Regions from separate parts of the Homo sapiens genome. Here region 2 is linked to region 1. Evidence: read pairs that join two places in POLR2A ChIA-PET (ENCODE). Cell type or tissue: IMR-90. All regions are shown on one strand. Links, peaks and the distances in the headings refer to the core of each region. The heading gives the core; the rest is flanking DNA. Region 1 overlaps AHNAK2 (AHNAK nucleoprotein 2). Region 2 has its middle 1.9 kb from the start of PLD4.

Region 1 (2,894 bases), core at 124-2,623:
ACTGGCCATCTGGGGGTCCCTGCCACCCACTTCAGGAGTAAAATGCCACACTCTCCCAGCTTGGTCTTCCGGCTGGCAGAGACGGACCCTGCGCTCAGGGATGGTGTGAGTTGTGGGGGTGCTTCCCCGTCTGTCTGGCGGCCTGTTCACCCATCCTTCTGGGTCTCAAAGCCACCCCGGGAACCCTGGGACCTGGGAGGTCATAGCTCAGCAGAGGAAGGATCCACCCATTGTTCAGTCAACAAATGTGAATCCCATTTTTGTGGCCAGTGCAGCCTTAGGGGGCACAGAAGGGCCAGAGAGGGCTCCCTGGAGGACAACTGGCCCAATGGAGACCGGGACTGGTCATGAAAAAGAAGCGGAGGCAAAGCAGCAGGAGCCTGCAGAGGCTGAGGGCGAAGTCAGGGACCTGCAAGTTGTTCAACCCAGTGCATCTGGGACGGGGTGGGGTGAGGATGGAGAGGTGGCAGCGTCAGCTGCTGGAGGGAGGGCTTTGTCCTGAGGGCACCGGGGAGCCCCATAGGTCTTAGGGCAGTTTTGGTGGGAAGGAAGCTGCTCCGTGGGGGATGTGGAGGCCAGGTTAGCTAAGGGAGCTTAGCGGAGGCTTAACTGGACACACAAGGAGGACGGGGCATGCTCCTCTGCTCCCCTCCACCCGCTCTAAGGGTGACGGGATCCCCAGCCACGCTGCGAGCTTGAGGGTGTCTCCACCAGGCCCCACCTGCACTCAGCCTGGGCCTCCAGATTTCCCTTTATTTTTCTTTTTTTGGAAGTCATCGGCTGGCCGGGAGTCAAGGCCTTCCTTGCTCGGATAAATATTTAATAGTCAGAAGCACTTTCTAAAATGGAAACATGGAGCTGAGCCCAGGAGGCAGGGGATGGGGAGGGGCTGGGGCGGGAGGCGGTACTCCCCCATCCCCGCACCCCACAGAGGCCAGGCAGAGGTTTTTGCAGCCACCGCCCTCCCCTCCCCTCCGGCTGCGGGTCCCTGCCCTGCCAGCTCTGCTGCGCACTCGGACCTGCTGACCCAATGTGTGCTTGTGAGGGTGGGAGTGGCATCGGGGCCTCCTCTCTGCAGAGCTCTTGGGAGGGACTCCTTCCTGCAGGGGTGGCGGTGGTGGGAGGCTAGGCAATTGCCCAGGCTGTTCCAGGCAGGAGTCCGGAAAGGGATCTCAAGCCACACCCCTGCCTGGACGCTGCTGAGGGTATAGCCAAGCAGGGGCAGCTGGGGGTACCCGGGATGTGGCAGGGGCAGGACACTTGGGGGACCCTTACTGGGCTATGTCCGTGTGAGCCCTGCCGGCTGGAGGGGCTGTCAGGTGATGGCGCCTGGGTGGGCAGGAGGCCCCATGACTCACCCCCACCAGGTGGAATTAAGGCCCCTTTGTTTAGGGCCACAGCCTTCGGTCCTCGCCCTGCTCCTGCTGCTTGGCAGGCCTGGCTCCTGGGTGAGCCAGCACCGCGGGCTCCTTGGTGACACACGCCCTGAGAATGCCGAGCTTCACGCCTTGGCCTCCTCCCGGCTGATTCACCATCCGCTGCCCTCAGCCCTCCCTGGCCCCCGCCAGCAGCCGAGTTCCCATGGCGACTCCTAGCTGGTCCTGGGTCCTAGCAGCTCTGAGCCAGGACTAGCTGTTCAGTGCGCATCACGGGACATGCCGGATGGCCTAGGTCTCAGGGTCTGTGATGTGGTGGCTTAGCAGAGCCCCTGCTTGCCGTCCCTCCAGCTGATCAGACACCTGCCTGACCACTGAGTCCCACCACGTGGTGCCAGGGGTCCGGTAGGTGGGGCCCCCGGGAACTGAGGCAGGTGAGCAAGGCCCTGCCCAGCACCCGCCTGCTGGTGGTCAAGTGTGCCTCTCTTGGGACTGGGTAGCAACAGGGGCAGGTGTGAAGCATGGCTCTCCAGCTCTTACCCTTCCCAGTAAGTGGCCCCCTGAGCCAGAGCCCAGGGCCTCCAGCCTGACCCCATCCCTTGCTGTGTGTCTGCACCGTGCTGTGGGCACCCACCGCCAGGGGCTCTGGAGCCGAGGGCTCGGTTCTGAGTGCCTGGCGGGGGAGCAAGTCCAGGATCTGAGCTGGGAGGGTGCCCCAGGCAGAGCCAGTGGCACGTGCTTAGAGTCTGGAGAGGGCCTGGGGCAGGGTGTGGTGCGTTCCCATGGCTGTCCGCGTTGGGGAGGGTGCACCAGGAGGAGATCTCCGTCATGTGTTCCAGGGCTTGGCGGACCACACTGGCCGCACTGCAGCGAGGGTCTGGGAAGGGCTTGCGTGGCCAGCGCTGTGGCCAGCTGTGCAGGGCACCTCCCTCTGGCTGCTGTGAGGTGGGCGTAGCTGGGGTGGGGGCCCCAGCAAAGGCTCTTGCGGGGGTCAGTGCTGTGTCTGGCATGACGGCCCCGCTCTGTGCCAGCGTCTCCTTCCTGTCCCACTCCAGCAGGCTGGGCCTCTGGGTACGGCGCTGACTCAGCCAGCCCTGCCCTGCCTGGCTGAGTGTGGGTGTCAGGTGGTAAACAGTAAACAGCGTTCCCAGGTGAGAGCTGTCTGGGAGTGTCCCTGGAGCAGACGTGGCCAGCTTTCCTGCCTCCGTGTAAATAGAGTCGTTTTCTATCTTTGTGACCGTTAGGTTTTTGTGTCAGCCTTTTTAGGGTATTGCAATGGGGGGAGGCCCAGAAGGGGCCTGGAATCAGGTCCCCACCTTTCAGGCCTGAGGAGCCCCTGAGGCCTCTCCCACCCCATTTGCCGGCAAGTGCCCCTGCCCTGGGGCTGGGACAGAGCCTTCCCTGCCCTTGAAGTCCTCTGGCCTACTTGAGGACCCCTTCTCTGTGTGCCCACCTCAGGCCACCCTGGCATCCCGTGGCGGGGGCAGCCCTCTCAGCTGCACCTTCCCACCTCTTCCC
Region 2 (2,894 bases), core at 267-2,766, 51 kb after region 1:
GTTCTTAGCAGAGAATAAGGGACATCCCAGAGGAGACTTCCTGGAAGTCCCACAGGGCACTTCCACTTATCTGTGATCTGGAACTTGATCTAGAACTTAGTCACATGGCTACACTTAGCTGCAAGGGAGGCTGAGCAATGGAGGTAACTAGGGTCTTTATCTTGGAGAACGAAGCTGGGGCTGCTCACTGGCATATCTGAAAAGGTGGGCCTGGCTAGAAGCTCCTAGCAAGGGGCTCTGCCTCCCACTGCCCCACCCCCCGACTGGGGTCCCTGAGTAAGGTCTGGGACCTTGAGAACACTCCTACTTTCAATGAGGTCTGGGTGTCCACCCTGGCTCCTCCTTGTAAGGCCTATGTAGGGCAGGGGTCCAGGGTGATGGCCTCAGGGTGCCTGCAGGACACCAGTCAGGAGGGTGCAGTTCCCAAGGGTGGGGCCTGTCAGCTGCACCCCTGGGGCCAGTCTGGGTGGGCCAGGAAGTGAATGGGGAAGAGATCCATCCTCTCCCTAGCCCCTCCCAGATCTCTCTTCACCTTCCTGATGCTCTGATTTGGCCTTGGGTTCAGCCCTTACCTCCCGGCCATGGTTGGGGAGCCCCAGCCCTCTGGCTGGGTTGCTGGATGCCTGAATGCAGCTGGGCCCCAGGCATGCCCCCGAGGGTTGGGTCCTCCAGGGACTCTGGGTGAGGGTTACTCTGGGTATGGGGAGGGGCAGCCAGGTGGGTCCTGCTGTGACATTTGCAGGGCTGGGGCATGAGTATGAAGGGAGGCTGCCTTCCCTGCACTCAAGCAAAAGGCAGTTAGACAGAACAGGTTCTCTTCTGTCTTTTTTTTTTTCTTTTTCCTTTGAGAGAAGTCTCGCTCTTGTACCCCAGGTTTGAGTGCAACGGCTTTATCTCGGCTCACTGCAACTTCTGCCTCCCGAGTTCATACGATTCTCCTGCCTCTGTCTCCCAAGTAGCTGGGATTAAGGCACGTGCCACCACGCCCGGCTAATTTTTGTATTTTTTATTAGAGACGGGGTTTCACCATGTTGGCCAGGCTGGTCTCGAACTCCTGAACTCAGATGATCCACCCGCCTCGGCCTCCCAAAGTGCTGGGATTACAGGCGTGAACCACAGCGCCCAGTCTCTTCTGTCTGGACAACAATGGTGTGTGAGGGCCTGGAAGGCCAGGGGCAAGTGGAGGACCCCAGGGCTCCTTGGAGCACTCTCAGAAGTCCTTGCAGGAGGGCCAGCCCCAGCCAGTCCCCTCTCCGATTTCCCCACATTGTGAGGGGCCTCAATGAGCCCACATGCTACACCCAGCCCGTGGGTCTGAGCTCATTGCAGCCCCAGAAAAGCACCACGTCACCTCCCCTGGCTGCCCCTCAGGCCAGCAGGACTGGGTACAGCTCAGGCAGCTCTACCTCGGGAGGATGGATCCAGGCTTGGGGATGTTTAAGCAAGGAATCCTGGGCCTTGGGCTCAGGGTTCGGTGGACTGTCCTCTTGGCCTCTCAGGCTGCTTACCCTGGAAGAAAGATTGAGGCTGGAAGGGGCGTCTAGATTCGGGACCCAGGGCAGGCCTCTCAGTGGCTCCGAGGCTGGCTGTGTGGCCAGGAACGACCTGAGGGCAGCTCCTTGCCGGCTCTGCTCCCTGCGCTGCAGGCCCCACCCTGAGGTCTAGGGCCCTTTGGTCCCATGGGGTGTGGGGAGGGACTTTGGGGATTTCCCATGAAGCAAAACTTTTTTTTTTTTTGAGATGGAGTCTTGCTCTGTCGCCCAGGCTGGAGTGTAGTGGCGCCATCTCGGCTCACTGCAAGCTCCGCCTCCCAGGTTCAGGCCATTCTCCTGCCTCAGCCTCCAGAGTAGCTGGGACTACAGGCGCCCGCCACCATGCCCAGCTAATTTTTTGTATTTTTAGTAGAGACGGGGTTTCACCGTGTTAGCCAGGATGGTCTCAATCTCCTGACCTCGTGATCCACCCGCCTCAGGCTCCCAAAGTGCTGAGATTACAGGCATGAGCCACCGTGCCCAGCTAGTGCATATGTGTTTCTAGTTATTATATCTTCCTTATGGATCACCCTCTTATCATTATAACACATCCTTCTTTGTCTCTAACAATAATTTTTGTCTTAATATCTATATTTTCTGATATTAGTATAGGAACTCCACCTCTCTTTGAGTTGCTGTTTGAATGTTATATCTTTTCCTGTCATTTTACTTTTTTTTTTTTTGGACGGAGTCTCGCTCTGTCGCCCAGGCTGGAGTGCAGTGGTGTGATCTTGGCTCACTGCAAGCTCTGCCTCCCAGGTTCACGCCATTCTCCTGCCTCAGCCTCCCGAGTAGCTGGGACTACAGGTGCCCGCCACCACGCCCAGCTAATTTTTTGTATTTTTAGTAGAGACGGGGTTTCACCGTGTTAGCCAGGATGGTCTCAATCTCCTGACCTCGTGATCTGCCTGCCTCGGCCTCCCAAAGTGCTGGGATTACAGGTGTGAGCCACCGTGCCCAGCCTGAACATTTTTTCTTTAATTTCCTTTGTTATTTCAAAAATTAACTTTGTGGGAAAATATGACTCATTATTTGTCAGCAGAGCTAAGTTTTTTGTTTTTTTTTTTTTTGTTTTTTTTTGTTTTTTACCCCAAATAAGTACAGACTGTCAGAGCAGGCTTGTGGGAGCACTTAAACCCCACCGTAAGCACATCAGACACACCTCACCTCATGGTGGAGCTATGTCCTGATAAGCCCATCATAAATGGAAGCTGAAAATATTCTAAGTTGATAATGAAGAAAAAAAGAGAGACAACCCAAATAACCAAAACCAGAAACAAAAAAGAGACATTACAACTGATATCACAGAAATACAAAAGATCACCAGAGACTACATGAGAAATTATACACTCAGAAACTGGA

Evidence for each region. Peaks named below come from ENCODE experiments on the same cell type or tissue, not always from the same donor. Only the 100,000 strongest peaks of a DNase experiment are listed, where the experiment ranks them.
Region 2: POLR2A ChIA-PET joins it to region 1 with 11 read pairs; 14 of 35 experiments call an interaction of 5 or more read pairs at or near these places.

What each region holds. Positions count from the first base shown.
Region 1 is chr14:104,971,970-104,974,863 of GRCh38, reverse strand. The region is part of intron 1 of AHNAK2 (AHNAK nucleoprotein 2); the gene reads left to right. Among named protein-coding and RNA genes, the nearest start is that of AHNAK2, 5.0 kb to the left of the region's middle. In IMR-90, for the core only: no CTCF peak of the experiment used is centred there; a DNase peak (open chromatin) is centred at 1,503; H3K27ac peaks cover 1,334 bases.
Region 2 is chr14:104,921,542-104,924,435 of GRCh38, reverse strand. No RefSeq gene overlaps it. Among named protein-coding and RNA genes, the nearest start is that of PLD4, 1.9 kb to the left of the region's middle. RefSeq lists an enhancer at 1,779-1,828. In IMR-90, for the core only: no CTCF peak of the experiment used is centred there; no DNase peak of the experiment used is centred there.